Linked DNA regions of Mus musculus: region 2 is linked to region 1. A link is a loop called in an ENCODE intact Hi-C map of the cell type or tissue named here. Cell type or tissue: left cerebral cortex. All regions are shown on one strand.

Region 1 (8,000 bases):
TATTCCCCCACCCCCCAAGTCTGTCTCTAAGACACGGTTTCTATATAGCTCTGGCTGTCCTGGAACTTTCTATGTAGACCAGGCTAGTCCTCACAGAGATCCACTTGACTCTGCCTCCCCAGGGTTAGGATTAAATTATGTGTGCACCACCATGCCTATCCATTTATTCAGTCTCATTGTCTGCCTCCTGTTTTGTTTGAGATAAGGTCTCACATAGACTGGGATGGCTTCAAACTCCATACATAGTTGAGGATGACCTTGAACACCCGACCCCTTGTATCCACTTCCCAGGTGCTGGGATCCTAGGTGTGGACCACACCTGGTTTTATTCTTTTTATTTACAATCAGTAGTTAACCACCTCAACAAAGCCTCTCTACCTTTGTTGTTTGCAAATAGAGAAAAAAGACTTTATTTACAAACACGATAGAGCATAGTGTGTGCTTGTTTAAAGACTGTGTCTTGCTATGTCACACAGGCTGGCCTTTAATGCCTAGTCCTCCTGCCTCAATCTACCACACACAGGGATTTGCAGGTTTACACATTATTTATTCTTTGAAACAGTCTTGCTATGTAGCCCTGGCTTGACTTACACTTGAAGTAATCCTCCTGCTTTAGCATCCATCCATCCATCCATCCATCCATCCATCCATCCATCTACCTTCCTTCCTTCCTTCCTTCTTTCTTTCTTGGTTTTTTGAAATGGGATTTCTCTGTGTAATAGAGCCCTGGGTGTCCTGGAACTTGCTCTATTGACGAGGCTGACCTTGAACTCATTGAGATCCATCTGCCTCTGAGTACTGAGATCAAAAGTGTGCACTATCACTCCCTTTTGTCTTTGTTTTTTTTTTTTTTTTTTTTTTAGGCTCCATTTGAAACTTTTTGCACTAAAGCACCTTGAATTATTTTTCCATTCTATTATTTGGCACATACACAGAGAAGGCATGTCAACTTCATGATAGCAGCTAAAGTCAACCAAATGCAGAAAGGTCAACTTGTTCCTGGGGACAAAATGAATATAAAACAATGCCAAAAGTAATTCTTTTTTAAATTAAAAAATTATATTATTATTATTATCATCATCATCATATGTACATGTACATACGTATGCCATGGTGTGTTTAGAGGTCAGAGCACAAGTTTGTAGAGTCAGTTCTCTCCTTCCATCTTTATATGATTTGGAAGATGGAACTCAGGTTATCAGGCTTGGTGGTAAGCATCTCCACTCACTAATCCATCTTTCTGGCCCCTACATCATCATCATTATTATTATTATTATTATTATTATTATTATTATTATCATTATTATTTTGGTTTTTTTGAGACAGGGTTTCTCTGTGTAGCCCTAGCTGTCCTGGAACTCTGTACACCAGGCTGACCTCAAACTCAGAAATCGCCTGCCTCTGCCCCCACAAGTGCTGGGATTAAAGGCGTGCACCACCACTGCCTGGCTGGTGCTTACCTTTAATACCAGCACTTAAGAGGCAGAGGCAGGCAGATCTATGTGACTTTGAGGCCTGCCTGGTCTACATAGTGAGTTTTAGGACAACTAGAGCTACATAGTGAGACCCCCATCTCAAAAGCCAACAAAAGGAAATCTACTTTAGGCAATACTGAACTTTGTACTCCAGTAGTACCAGTGACTAAGACATAATTTTACTTATTTATTTAGACTAGTAGTATCACTTGAAAGAAATAAATTAGGGAATTTCTAAGTCATATAATGAACTAAAGATCTACCCTGCTTGGATCCTAGTATAAAGAGCCTTTCTTCAAGGAATGCAGCTGAGTGTGGCACATGCCCTTAACCTCAGCTGTCAAGAGGCTGAGGCAGGAGGGTCATGAGTTTGAGATCTCTCCCTTAAAATATTCCAAACTAAATACAAATGAGAAAAGCTAAGAAAAAAAGAAAGCAAGAACTCAGCAGTGATTGACAAGGGCGCTGCAGCCTTTCTCCAAGAGGAAGACCACCCAGCTCAGGCAGAGCTCTACTGTGTCCAGAACTGCTGCTGGCTTTGGGGAATGAGCAGCTCAGAATGGTGGGAAGCCCCAGCTTCTAAGAAGACACACAAATGAAAGCTCATGTTGTTGGCCAAGGTTTATGGCAGCATATGGCCATGAAATGCCTGGACATGTGGTGGTAGCTGATGAAGCAGGTGGTGACATCAGTAAAACAGAGACGAGGCAATGAATGTAATTCTAGACACCAATCTCAGGTCGCTGTCACCTGTCCAGTAGAGACAATTACAAGAACCGGAGCTATTCAGTTCCTAAAGAATTGTATTAAAATGGAGACCTTGTTGAGAAGAGATTAGGCAACTAACTGGGTCCTCCTCTGGCTTAAAAAAAATTTTTTTTTTATTTTAATTTCTCTGTGATGAAAAGGGACTAGAGGATTGGTAATGAAAGTTCTTTTTTGTATGTGTTTTCTTAGTTTTTAATGAACCATCTATTTTACTACTATAACAATATATTGTATTAATATATTCTTTTTTAAAAAGATTTAATTATGTATGTATATGGGTGTTTTGTCTACATGTACATCAGAAGAAGTTATGGGGGCTGGTGAGATGGCCAGCGGTTAAGAGCACTGACTGCTTTTCCAGAGGTCATGAGTCTAAATCCCAGCAACCACATGGTGGCTCACAACCATCCATAATGAGAAACAAACAAACAAACAAAAAAATAAGTTATGGGATCCCATGGGACTACAGTTATAGACAGTAGTGAGCTGCCATGCTGGGAACTGAACTCAGGTCCTTTGGACGAACAGCCAGTGCTCTTAACTGCTGAGCCATCTCTCCAGTCCCAGTATCAATATATTCTTTTTTTCCCTAAGATTTATTTATTTATGTATGAGTACCAGAAGAGAGCATCAGACTACATTATTGATGGTTATGAGCCACCATGTGGTTGCTGTGAAATTGAACTCAGGACCTCTGCAGTTCAATTCAAATCTGAAGAGCAGATCTGAACTGCTAAGTCATTTCTCTAGCCCCTAATATATTCTTATGAGTCTTATGCCATAAACTCTAATCCGGTGACTGATAACTTTTTTTTTTAAAGATTGTTTTTTTTTTAAATTTATTTATTTATTATATGTAAGTACACTGTAACTGTCTTCAGACACTCCAGAAGAGGGCATCAGATTTCATTACAGATGGCTGTGAGACACCATGTGGTTGCTGGGATTTGAACTCAGGACCTTTGGAAGAGCAGTCGGCACTCTTAACCACTGAGCCATCTCATCAGCCCCGTGATAACTTTTTTGTTATGACTTAACAGATAAGCAGGAGATACAGAGGCCTCTTCTGCAAAAGCTCTGCATAATTCAAGCTGTTTGCATTTATGCCTAACATGAAGGTAGATAATGAATAGTTTGTTTTGCTGTAGTCAATCTACCAAATAGCTGGTTACCCCAAAAGCTAAATTTATTCTTTTCCCATCTCATGATTCTTGAAAAACAGATATAACATAAAGAGTAGGGGCAGCACACCTGCAGTGCTCGTCCAAGGGCACAACTGACCTGTGGCTGGGCAGGGGATGGGGCATCTGGGTGCTGGATGAGGATCTGGTTTTGCTCTGGACGGGCAGTCACCATGGTGCTTGCAGTACCCACCACCATTCCACAACCTCCATTGATTGAAGAAACTTGATGGGTCAGCGTGGCTTTTAGTCTCTATGTGGAAAGATTATTTAAGAAGGCAAGAGTGAGGTTCTGTCAAGGATAGGAAGGATGAACTGATTGTATTACTGATCTTATAATTAAAATTCTTGCCCCAAGTTTTTCTTAACAGGGAACTAAAAGAAAATGACAGGAAGAGAAAAGTGCCCACCTGGATCCCTGAAATGCCTACTCTTGTTCCCTGACTATTATCCTGGGCACAGCTGGGGACTGGGGCTTGTGGAAGCAATAGGTCCCACATGAAAGCTCTCTCCTGGAACCTGGCCAGATGCTAGTTACGCAGCTATTCACCACTTGGCCAGCTCCCCTGCCCACTCACCCCCTCCATCTGTTGTCCTGGAACTGAAATAGCAAGTGTTCCATTCCAAACAATCTGTGCTGCTTCTTCCTGTGCCATGGCCTGTGCCAGGCTGTAAGGGTGGGGACAGGAGACTTAGAAATCAGGGTCTTTTCCAACCCCACAGCAGAATATCTTTAGCTATGCAAACCTCAGAAGGTTCCTTTGCTTGGTTCACTTGAAAAATCTAGACTGTTATTACTTCTTCTAGAAGGCCAACAATTAGAAGTACTCCAGACTAGGGTATACTCACCATTTTGGCTTCTGACGGCATAGGGTGGCCAGAGGGAGAAATGGAGCCACTGTTGTTAACCGGTGGGCCAGGTATACCAGGAATGTTGGGCACCATGGACACAGGTCTGGCCAGCTAAATCAAGAGAAGGATCAAAACCAGGAGATATGGTAGCATTTGTTTTCCCCAAATCAAGTGTTTTTGAGATTGGTATGTCAGGGTCTGTTCTGTGTAACCTGCTCACAAGACAAGCAGGGATAGCCTGGGAAATCATCTTTCCTAAGGAGTACCACAGAGTAAGGAACCTCATTCTGCAGTCCTTTTCTGTGGGAAAGACTGAGAGTGTATCTTCAGGAAAGGGGTAAGCAGTGCAGGAGAAGCTATGGGGTGAGTGAAGTCAACCAGTCAGCAGGTTGGCAAGATCAACTCCTTGACTAGGAGCCAACTGTCCAGATGAAGCTTTGTCTAGTGCTTCACAGTGTTGCACTGGCAGAGGTTAGTGAAGAGTTTGGGCACATTGCCACACACAACTAATACAGTCCAGGCCCACATATCCCTGGGGTCTTGGGGTTATGATCATTCAGGTGGAAAGGAGGAATCGGTGTGCTGGTAGGTTTGGCTGCTCAACTACAAAGCTCACCGAAATAACAGAAGGCATCTGTACTGGAGGCCCTGGCAACATAGGCATGGTCTGTCCATTAGCAAGATGCATGACGAGAGGGAGGGAGCCAGTAGGAGATCTGCAGGAGAAATGAAATATCACAATATATTTTTTAAAGGATTTATTTATTTTATATATGAATATATACAAAAACATTGTCTTCAGACACACCAGAAGAGGGCATCATATCCCATTACAGATGGTTAGAGCCACCATGTGGTTGTGGGAATTGAACTCAGGACCTCTGTGTTCTTAACCACTGAGTCATCTCTCCAGCCCCTAAATATCACAGCCTTGACCCTTTGCCTATTGGCCTTCCTTGTACAATCAGAGAATGTTTTTTACAGTCTTCTCATTGGGGACGGTATAGAGTAGCACTATAAAACCTTGACATTCTCTTGAACATGGAAAAACAGATGGTGAGAAATGAGTCTGTTTTCTAGGGATTAAACAAAAATGCTTTAGACACATCAGGCAAGCCCTAGTCTACTTGCCTTAGCCTACAAAGCCTTGGTGTTTTTCTGGTGCTAGGGATTAATAGAACCTTGGACCTGCCAGGAAAGTGCTCTACTGAGCTACACATCAAGCCCCACAGTCTAGAAATACCTTTATACCTTTCAAATTAATTGAATTCAATGGCTATGAGTTAACTCTATTAGGAATTTGGGATGATTAAACATCTCTACCACAAATAAAATGTTTTATTTTAGGAAATAATTTCAACAACTCATTTTCTTAGGTACGTAAGAATAAATTCCCGGAGCCAGCTTCATTATCAATCCCAGAACTCAGGAAGCAAAAGCAGGATGATGGTTGGGCAGTGGTGGCGCACCCCAGTTCCAGGACAGCCAGGACTACACAGAGAAACCCTGTCTGGAAAAACCAAAACTAAAAATAATAATAATAATAATAAAAAGCAGGATGATGAGAACTTGAGGCCAGCTGTACTGGCTGGTTTTGTGTGTCAACTTGACACAGGCTGGTGTTATCACAGAGAAAGGAGCTTCAGTTGGGGAAGTACCTCCATGAGATCCAGCTGTGGGGCATTTTCTCAATTAGTGATCAAGGGGGAAATTAGTATCCTTGTGGGTGGGACCATCTCTGGGCTGGCAGTCTTGGGTTCTATAAGAGAGCAGGCTGAGCTGGGCTTGGTGGTGCACGCCTTTAATACCAGCACTCGGGAGGCAGAGGCAGGCGGATTTCTGAGTTCGAGTCCAGCCTGGTCTATAAAGTGAGTCCCAGGACAGCCAGGGCTATACAGAGAAACTCTGCCTCAAAAAAAAGAGAGAGAGAGCGAGCAGGCTGAGCAAGCCAGGGGAAGCAAGCCAGTAAGTAACATCTCTCCATGGCCTCTGTATCAGCTCCTGCTTTCTGACCTGCTTGAATTCCAGTCCTGACTTCCTTCAGTGATGAACAGCAGTATGGAAGTGTAAGCTGAATAAACCCTTTCCTCCCCAACTTGCTTCTTGGTCATGATGTTTGTGCAGGAATAGAAACCCTGACTAAGACAAATTGGTACCAGCATAGTGGGGTATTCCTGTGACAGCCTGACCATGTTTTGGGGAGGACTGTGGAAGGACTTTAGAACTTTGGGCCAGAAGATCCATTCGGTGTTAAGAGTTCTGTCAAAGTTGTGTAGGAGCTTGGAAGATAATGTTGAGAACAGTGCAGAAGATGAAGGCCTGGCTTGTGAAATTTCAGAGGGAAGATTAAAGACTTTTTTTCAGGGCCGTTGCTAGTTTGATTGTGAAGATTCTGTGGTTCTGGTTAGCTGGGGCTGAAGAATCAGCTGTGATTAACAAGATACCAGAACTACTAAAGCAAAAACTTTGCATTACTGGGACTATTGATGCTGGTTAGCTGGAGCTAAGAAATTAGCGGTGATTAAGAAGAGACCATCATCACTGAGGTGACATCTTCTGGGAAGTGTTTTCTGAGAGCACAGAGGCTGTGTTCCAGAGATAGCCAAGGTTGTACCTTGTGCTGTGGCTGGACTTGGTAATGTGTAAGAGTTACCCAGGTGGTACTGGTTTTGAAGGCATAAAGGTGTCACGCAGAGCAGCTGAGGTTCGGCACTGTGAGAGGCCATGGAAGGCCATTGGTGAAGGTGCAGCCTCAGTTGCAATAGATGGCCCAGGACTGAAGGGGTCATGCAAAGGAGTTGAGGCTTGGCACCATGAAGAGAGCCTATGAGAGGCTTTTGGTGAAGCCTAGTTACAGTGGAAGACAGCAGCGTTTTGGAGATGCCAGTACCATGAGATGACCACCAAGAACAACAGCAGCAGCAGCAGTGGAGTACAGGCAGCTGGAGCCTAAAAGACAAGGTGTGTGCTACAAAGGGCATGGCTGGAGAAGTGACCCAAGCCCTTGGAGGAGCCCAGAAGATCATGAGTTGGATCCCAGACACTGGACAGTTGGAGTTTAATTTTTGCTTTTGATTGTGACTGCCCTGTCATTTTTCCCTCTTGAAGGAAGAAAATATTTTAGTGGATCCCACAGTTAAGAGACTTTTAATTGTAAAAAGTCTTTGGATTTTAAAAGATATTGGATATTTTTTTTTTAAGATTTATTTATTTATTATATGTAAGTACACTGTAGCTGTCTTCAGCCGCACCAGAAGAGGGCATCAGATCTCTGTTACAGGTGGTTGTGAGCCACCATGTGGTTGCTGGGATTTGAACTTCAGACCTTTGGAAGAGCAGTCGGGTGCTCTTACCTCCTGAGCCATCTCACCAGCCCGATATTGGATATTTTAAAAGGATTGTGGGACTTTTAAAGTTGTTTAGATCTTGGGGATGAATAAGAACTAAGGGTTGAGGCTTACTAGTGATGTGTTTGTGTGTCAAGTTGACAAGGGGTCAATTGTACTGGCTGGTTTTTATGTGTCAACTTGACACAGCTGGTGTTATCACAGAGAAAGGAGCTTCAGTTGGGGAAGTACCTCCATGAGATCCAGCTGTGGGGCATTTTCTCAATTAGTGATCAAGGGGAAAGGCCCCTTGTGGGTGGCACCATCTCTGGGATGGCAGTCTTGGGTTCTATAAGAGAGCAGGCTGAGCAAGCCAGGGGAAGCAAGCCAGTAAGTAA
Region 2 (8,000 bases), 77 kb after region 1:
GCAGTCAGATCTCTGAGTGTTCGAGACCAGCTTGGTCAGCATACTAAATTCCAGGACTGCCAGGGTTATGTTGAGAGATCCTGCCTCAACAAATAAAATAACAGTAATCTTGAGGTCATCTTCATCTAAATAGTGTATTTAAGGCTATCCTAGGCTTTACAAGACCTTTTCTCAAGAAAATCAACAAATGAACAAATGAAAAGCCAAAAGGACCAAAGAATGGGTCAGCTAATGCAAACACTTGCTGGTTAGACCTGATGACCTGAGTTTAATCCCCAAAACTCATGTAAAGGTAGAAAGAGAGCACATTTCTCAAAGCTGTCCTCTGGTCTCCACACACATGCCATGGCATGTATATGCACATACCTCTTCCGTTCCCACCCCCAATAAAATGTATTAAGGCCAAACCATTAAAAAGAAAGAAAGAAAAGGCACAGAGCTGAGAAGCTGGATCAGCTGATGAAGTCCCTTCTAGGCAAGCATTAAGATCTGAGTTCAGGCCATCAGCACCTATTTAAAAGGCCTGGTTGTGGAGGATGCCTCTAGAATGCCAGCACTGAAAAAACAGTCAGACTCCTGGAGCTCACTGGCCACTCAGTTTAGCCAATTAATTGGTGATCTCCAGGCTCAGTGAGAGACCCATTCTATGGAATAAAGAAGAAAGCTTAATAGAACAGACACTCAGTGCCCTCTTCTGGCCTTTGTGCACACATCCCTACCACGTACACATATGCTCCACCAAATACACAAAAAAATTAAAAATATGGAGATCATCTGTTAAGGATTTCTAAAACAATATGTTTTCACATATGAATACAATTATTATCTAACAAATCTATTAAGGAGAAAGACATATCAGAGAAGCTTAGAAATGGTTGCTTTGGGGCTGGAGAGATGGCTCAGCAGTTAAGAGTACCGTCTGTGCTTCCAAAGGACCTAAGTTCAGTTCCCAGCACCCACATGGCAGTTCACAACTGTCTATAATTCCAGTTCCAGGGCATATGACACCCTCACACAGACATACTTGGAGGTAGAACACCAATGTAGATAAAATTAAATTTAAAAAATAAAAATAAAAAAAGTGTTGTTTGGCCGGGTGGTGGTGCACGCCTTTAATCCCAGCACTTGGAAGGCAGAGGTAGGCAGATTTCTGAGTTCGAGGCCAGCCTGGTCTACAGAGTGAGTTCCAGGACAGCCAGGTCTACACAGAGAAACCCTGTCTTGAAAAACCAAATAAATAAATAAATAAATAAATATTGTTGTTTGGACATTTTATATGTATTTATTATTGTGTATCCATATGTATGATGTGTGCATGTGCTGTGGCACAAGTGACACAGCACACACACAGATGTCAGAGGACAACTATGTGGAGTCATTTTTCTCCTTCTGCCTTATCTTAAGGTTAGGGTTGAGAATTGAACTCAGGCCATCAGACTTGCATACTTAGGCAGCAAGCACTTTACTCTCTGAGCCATCTTGCCAGCCAATCTTTGACATGTTTTTAAAGTTAGAGTAAGACTTTTTCATGAACTCTAAAACATTTAAAAAAAAAAAAAAAAACCAAACATCAAAAAAGTTAACATTTAAAAAATAATTACACATTTTTCTTTTTAACAAATGCCTCATTTGTTTTTCTCAAAGAAACAAAATATGCACTTTCATGTCCACCATCAAGGAACAGGGGCAATTATATTCCAGTCTGTCCCAAGAAGAGAGTTGTCTTGATTAAACACTCGAAAGACAGTGCTACTTGCCCTACCTAAAATTTCCTTGTAAGGAAAAAACACCTCCTTATCAGGTCTGGATAGGAGACAGTGGCAACACTGCCTCTTCCCACCACAGCCCAGGACAACTTAACATGAACAACACAATCTTCCGAGAGTTTCAGAGCAGCTGCAATCAGACAGACCAGCCAGGTAGATCTGTGTAAGAACTGATTGAAAATATAACTCTGTTTTGGTTAAGAGTTAGGAAAGGAAAAAAGGACAAGATACAGTAACATTAGCATTCTAGCCCTTGTAAGTGACCCTCAATGTTGCTGACTAGTGTGACATTAAATTTAAGTGAAAACTTTTAACAAATTTACTATCAACTAACAAACTTTCCAATGAATTGTTTTTCTTCTTGTTTCTCTCTTGAGACACAGTCCCATGCTGCCTAAGCTGGACTCATACTGCCCACGTAGACAAGAATGGTCTTGGTCCCTGCCTCCACTTCTCCAGTGCTAAGATTACAGGTGTGCACCATCATGTCCAGTTTTATGTAGTAACAGGGTTCACACATGCTAAGCAAGCATTCTTCCTACTCAGCTACATATCTAGACCCCAATATCCATCTTTTGGTCAGGTGGGAATACTGCCCAAGAGAGGAGAAACAAGCATTGTACTTAAGAATTTTCAAGTTAAAGCCATCACAAGTTTTAGATTGGAAGATCAAAACAAGGGACTTTGTTCTCTCACTGATTTTTTTTTTTTGGATGGGGGAGGGGAAGACTACTGCCTAGAAAATTTGCTACTGTTCAGTAGCAAATGCTCCCAGTTGAAACCCAATTCAGTAGCTAATAGTAAAGGTTTGGTAGTTGATCAGTCTCAGTGTTTATATAGGGACAATTTCTAGCCAAGGAGAAACACTTCAACTGGCTGCTGAAGAACAGGGGTTAATACAAAACCACATGATCTGTGTTTTTTCTTTAGTAGTACTTCAATTCTCAAAAATAAAAGAGGTAGGGTTATAACTCACTGGTAGAATGCTCTCCTGGCATGCACAAGCTCTAACTTAAGTACCACTATAAATCCCTACAACACACACACTCACACACTCATGCATGCACAAATGCCAAAAGGTGGTGGTGGGGGGCGGTAGAAGGAATATAACCTATGCAAAGAAAGTTATTAATTAGCTGTTTGAGTCTTAACTCACTATTAAGTGATATACAACTACTAAACAAAGGGCAATGTCCTGTCCCTTTTCTGTACAGAATTAAGAACAAACTGGTAAGACTACTTCGTATGGCTGCCAACCTTTTCTTTAGCTTCTTTTCTTACAGTCATGTTGAGTTTCGCAATAGCTTCCACTTACTTTACATCCCCCATGCTTAAAAACAAATTGTGTTTGAGTTCCTCAACCCTTGTCCTAAAATACTATGATAGCTCTTTTTTGTAAATCTGGATGCAAAGAAAACATGAGAAAATGTTCAATTTCCTGAACTATGAGTCTATTTCACTCACACCACTCAAAATATAAAAAGTGGACTGGGGATAAAGCTCAATGGGTACAGTGCATGCACAAAGCCCTAGGTTCAATCCCCAGCGCCACATAAACTGATAAACTGGGCATGGAAGCGAATGCTTGTATCAACCCTTGGTACGTGGAGATAGAAGGATCAGAAATTTAAAAATGAGTTCAAAGCTAGTATGGGCTACATGACACACTACATAAACCACAGACACACACACACACACACACAAGGGCTAAAGACTGTAGCTCACATGGCAGAGTTCTTACCTACCATGTATAAGACCCTGAGAACCCTAGTACTACATAAACTGGATATGGTGGTACACACCTATTATCCCAGCACTTGGGAGGTGGGTGGAGGATCATGGTCACCCTCAGTTATCTCAGTCTGAGGTGTACTTGGGCTATATGAAACACTGCCCCAATTAATAAACAAGAAAATATACAAGATAATTAAGATTAAGTTCAATCATCCATTAAATAACTCTTAATGAACGAAAGGGAAAATTCACATTTAAGGAAACAAAATTTATTTGTTAGTGTTTAGAGTACCTATAGTTTCTTCAGAAATTATACTGCTGAAAAAATTTTAAACATAGGAAACAAATGAGTTTGCTGAAATTAAAAAAAAAAAAAAACCTGCACATCTCCACAAACCTATACTTCATATGAACCCTGAGAGATATTAAAACACCCTCTGCTAAGCAGAAAACAAAGTTAGGAAAGTAGTAACACGGGAATCTGGGTAGGAGGTGCCCTGGGTAGTAAACACCCCAGTGAGTGCACATAATAAGCATTTCAGAGCAACATAGAAGTCCCAACGGGTCTCCAACTTGGACTGCGAAGTCCCAGGCCCACATCCCTGTGTTCTGAAAGAAATGAAACTTGGAAAGTGGAACACTGGAAAAATGACAATCAGAGTAGCGCCCTACTTTTCTTCTTCTCAACCCCCGGGCCAGCATTTTGGCTGGCTGGTCACCAGTCTGGGTGCCATATCCACCAAAAAACACTAAGCAGTATCCTGGCGGTCTCCCGACTGAAGAAAGAACCAGACTGTATGTCAGTCGCTGTCTCTTCTCCAAATATCCCCCCTTACCCTCTGGATTTCCATATTATCACCGAAGCGATGCCTTCTAGCAACCCAACCCACTCACATGTCCTCCTAAACTCATCCACTTAATCTGTCCAGATCCATACTTTCTGACACCGTGTCTCTTGCTCAGATTCTTCTGAATTCAATCGAAACGCCAGGACCCCCGTTTCCCAATGCTCCACTTCGACCACACAACGCGTGCTTTCACCTGAGCCAGGCTCTCGTCACCCAAACCTACCTCCTGCCTATTTACCTCTGCCTTCTGCAGTGCCAAGCCCTAAACCCACTTTTTGGGAAATCTTTTGAGTCTTCAACCTAGTTTAGCAGTCCTCCTCTATCTTCCACTCCAAGATCCCTCCATTAGACTTCCACTAGACTTCGCTTCCCTCAGGATTCAACCCCCCTTTCCTCGCCACGCCCTGTGCCCCCCGGGGCTACTTACCCCAAGTTCTCCCCACACTTCAGTCCTCTGGCCCCGCCTTCCTCCAAAAGGAAGGAGGCGGGAGAAGAGAAGAGGGCGGCACTCCGCAAGGTAAAGGCGATCTCCCATTAGCGCTCATGGCCGCCAATTGTGGCTTCCTTCTCTCCTATTGGTTGTCTTTAGCCTACGCCCCACCCTCTTCCTCAGACAGGCCTGGCCACCGCCTCAGCGCCCCCGTCCAACAGACTGGGAGGGGAGACCCCGGCCCGGGACGCTGGGACTGGCCAGAGTAGAAGGAGAGACTCCTGTCAGGCCACGGACTAGCTAATGTTAACAGGACTCACCCGCTGGTAGCTCCGGCGCCTCCCGCCCGCCCGCGCTCGGTCCCACAATCTGTCTCCTGCTCCTCCTTTCCCCCCTCAGCGGAGCAGATACTTTCCTCCCGTCCGGCCAGGCGTGTTCACTTCTCGCGAGAAGTGGGGGCGAGGGCGCGACTCGTGGGGCTGAGTTGGACCAGGGCCTAGGGGCGGGGCTTGCTGTGAGCGTGGCTTGAGTGGAAGGTTGGGCGAGCGCTGTACACACGACTCGCACGTGTTCGGCTGCAAAGTGTGGGCAGCGCGGGGAGAGCGGCCCTGGCGTCTAACGCTGCCGATCTGTCTGTAGCTGTGGAGGTCCGAAGGTGAAGCAAAGGCAGGGAGGGACTGAGAGTGTCTCAGGCAGCCCTCGGATAAAGGGGAATTAAGGGAGCGGAGCCAAGAGAGGGACTTCAGTCACCAAGCTGGTCATTAGTTGTGTGGAGGAAGTTAAGCAAGAGTCGATCCGAGCAGGTGACTGCTTGCACTTTCTGCTTTACACTTGACAGCACCTCACTGGCCGAAGCCCCTGCCCGGTGTGTGCTGTGTGTGAGCTACGATGGTAGTGTGAGGAAGTACGTTCAACTCCAGCCTCACCGCGGCGGCGCCCGCCTCTAATCGCCACATGGAGGCAGGCGGATCTCTGTGAGTTCGAGGCCAGCCTGGTCTACATAGCGAATTCCAGGACAGCCAGCGCTATCCTTGTCTCAACAACCCCCCACCCCACCCCCAAAAGACCATGGATGATCACCAGTCTAGCCTTCTGGGCCAGTGGGAAATCCCGCGTTAAACAAACAATAAAAATAAGGGGGATAGCTCTGAGGAACCAAACCTGAAGTTGTCATCTGGTCTCTTGGACAACCCTCCATACCTGTGAACAACACACACACACACACTTACAGAGAGAAAGTAGGACTGTTAGTGTAGCTCAGTGTGAAGCCACAGCACAGTGATTTTTTTTTTTAAAATTTGTATATGTTACCCAGCAAGTATTTTATTGAAATACCAACAGCACATACTACGTCAAAAACAAAAGCACACACAACACTGTCCTGGTCATGTGGAAAATTTCTCTGACAGAATTTTTATTTTACGGTTGAGGGAGAGATAGGTCATAAGTCAATAATTATACTTACTTCAGAAAGTGAAGAGCTTTTCAGGGTAATGAGACCGAAAGCAACTCTAAGAGGGGAAAAACACTATTGCTAGTATTGAGAGAAGTCCTCTTGAGAAAGTTATTTATTTATTTATTTATTTATTTATTTATGAATGAGGCAGGGCTTATTTTGAAGCCAAGCTGTCCTGAAACTCATTTTCCTGTGTCAGCCTCCACCTAAGTACTTGTATTAAGTATGAGCCACTTGTCTGGCCTGAATGTATACCATCTACATACCAGATGCCTACCTGTGGAGGCAAGAAGAGGGCACCAGGTACCCTGAAACTAAAGTTACAAATGGTTGAGACCTGCAGTGTCAGTGCTGGGACTAGAAACAAGGTCTTCTGGAAGAATGGTCTGTCCTCTTTTAACTGCTGAGCCATCTCTTTAGCCTGAGGAGTTGAATTATTAAGAGACAGCCTTGAGACTTTCAGGAGAACATCAAATATAAGAGCTACATTTGAAAAACTTATCCTGAAGAAGAGGCAGGCAGGTCTCTGTGAATTTGAGACCAGTCTGTGATACACATGAACACACACAAATTATGTGGTTAAGATGGTACTTTTTGTGTTTGTGTTACTGTAAATAAAAGCTTAAGAATTGAACAGATTTAAGTAGAGTTGACAAGGGATTCCAGGGATCCCGACAGCTAACTAGTTGTGTTTTCTTCTTTATAACAGTAGCAATATTGTAGCCATAGTCTCTGCCCAGTGTGTGGCTGTATGGGGTAGGGCAGAAGAAGGGGTGAGGTGGGGTGGAGGGGTGGTAATGGGCTCTGTTCCCCCTTTGAAGCTGTTTTCTTCTCTGTTCTAGGCACTGAGCCCAGGGCCTTGTACTCCAGCACTGAGCTAAATATCAACACCTAACACAGTCTTTCTTTTCTTTTCTTTTCTTTTCTTTTCTTTTCTTTTCTTTTCTTTTCTTCTCTTTTCTTTTCTTTTCTCTTCTTTTTTTCTTTTTCTTTTTTTTTTTTTCTTTGTTTGTTTGTTTGAGACAGGGTCTGACTATCTGGGTAACTTAGAATATGTGTTCTAAATGCTTTTCCTCTGTCCAGAGTGCTAGGATTACAGGCATGCTTCACCAGACCTGATTCCCTTCACAGCTTTTTTGTTATTCAGCTTTCTGAACTTCCTGTCAGTGATCTTATCTAACCTCTTGGCATCCTCTCAATGGTGGAAGAATCCAAGGGATTTCTCCCTATATAGCAAAAGTGAAATAAAGAGGGGGTTTTTGTTTTGCTTTGTCTTTACTTTTAATTATGGAACACTTCACAGATTTCCATGTCATCCTTGCTCAGCGGCCATGCTAATCTTCTAGGTATCGTTCCAATTTTAGTATATGTGCTACTGAATCGAGCACATGAGGGTTGTTTGTTTTTGTCTTTGTTTTTCTTTTATGTGCATTGATATTTGGCCTACATGTATGTCTCTGTGAGGGTGTCAGATTCTCTGGAATTGGAGTTACAGAGTTGTGAGCTCCTGTGTGGGTGCTAGGAATCGAACCCGGGTCTGCTGGGAGAGCAGCCAGTGCTCTTAACTGATGAGCCATCTCTCCAGCTCCTAGTATTTAAAAAATACCATTATTTTCATAATTAAGAAATGAGGCGGGCTGGTGAGATGGCTCAGTGGGTAAGAGCACCCGACTGCTCTTCCGAAGGTCCGGAGTTCAAATCCCAGCAACCACATGGTGGCTCACAACCATCCATAATGAGATCTGACTCCCTCTTCTGGAATGTCT

What was found. Peaks named below come from ENCODE experiments on the same cell type or tissue, not always from the same donor. Only the 100,000 strongest peaks of a DNase experiment are listed, where the experiment ranks them.
Region 2: it touches region 1 in a loop (4-fold over the local background); 2 of 42 quality-filtered maps call a loop at or near these places.

What each region holds. Positions count from the first base shown.
Region 1 is chr15:102,542,881-102,550,880 of GRCm38, forward strand. It overlaps Atf7 (activating transcription factor 7), which reads right to left. Exons shown (of 12, transcript NM_001310067.1): 7 at 4,893-4,992; 8 at 4,274-4,387; 9 at 3,525-3,677. Among named protein-coding and RNA genes, the nearest start is that of Npff, 22 kb to the left of the region's middle. In left cerebral cortex, a CTCF peak has its summit at 7,532 (motif pointing right); DNase peaks (open chromatin) are centred at 2,105, 4,007 and 4,691; H3K27ac peaks cover 2,045 bases.
Region 2 is chr15:102,620,264-102,628,263 of GRCm38, forward strand. Atf7 (activating transcription factor 7) reads right to left here and starts at 5,201. Exons shown (of 12, transcript NM_001310067.1): 1 at 5,099-5,201. Gm25141 (a small nuclear RNA gene) reads right to left here and starts at 7,622; the gene lies at 7,516-7,622. In left cerebral cortex, a CTCF peak has its summit at 735 (motif pointing left); DNase peaks (open chromatin) are centred at 4,263, 4,943 and 5,224; H3K4me3 peaks cover 2,140 bases; H3K27ac peaks cover 1,825 bases.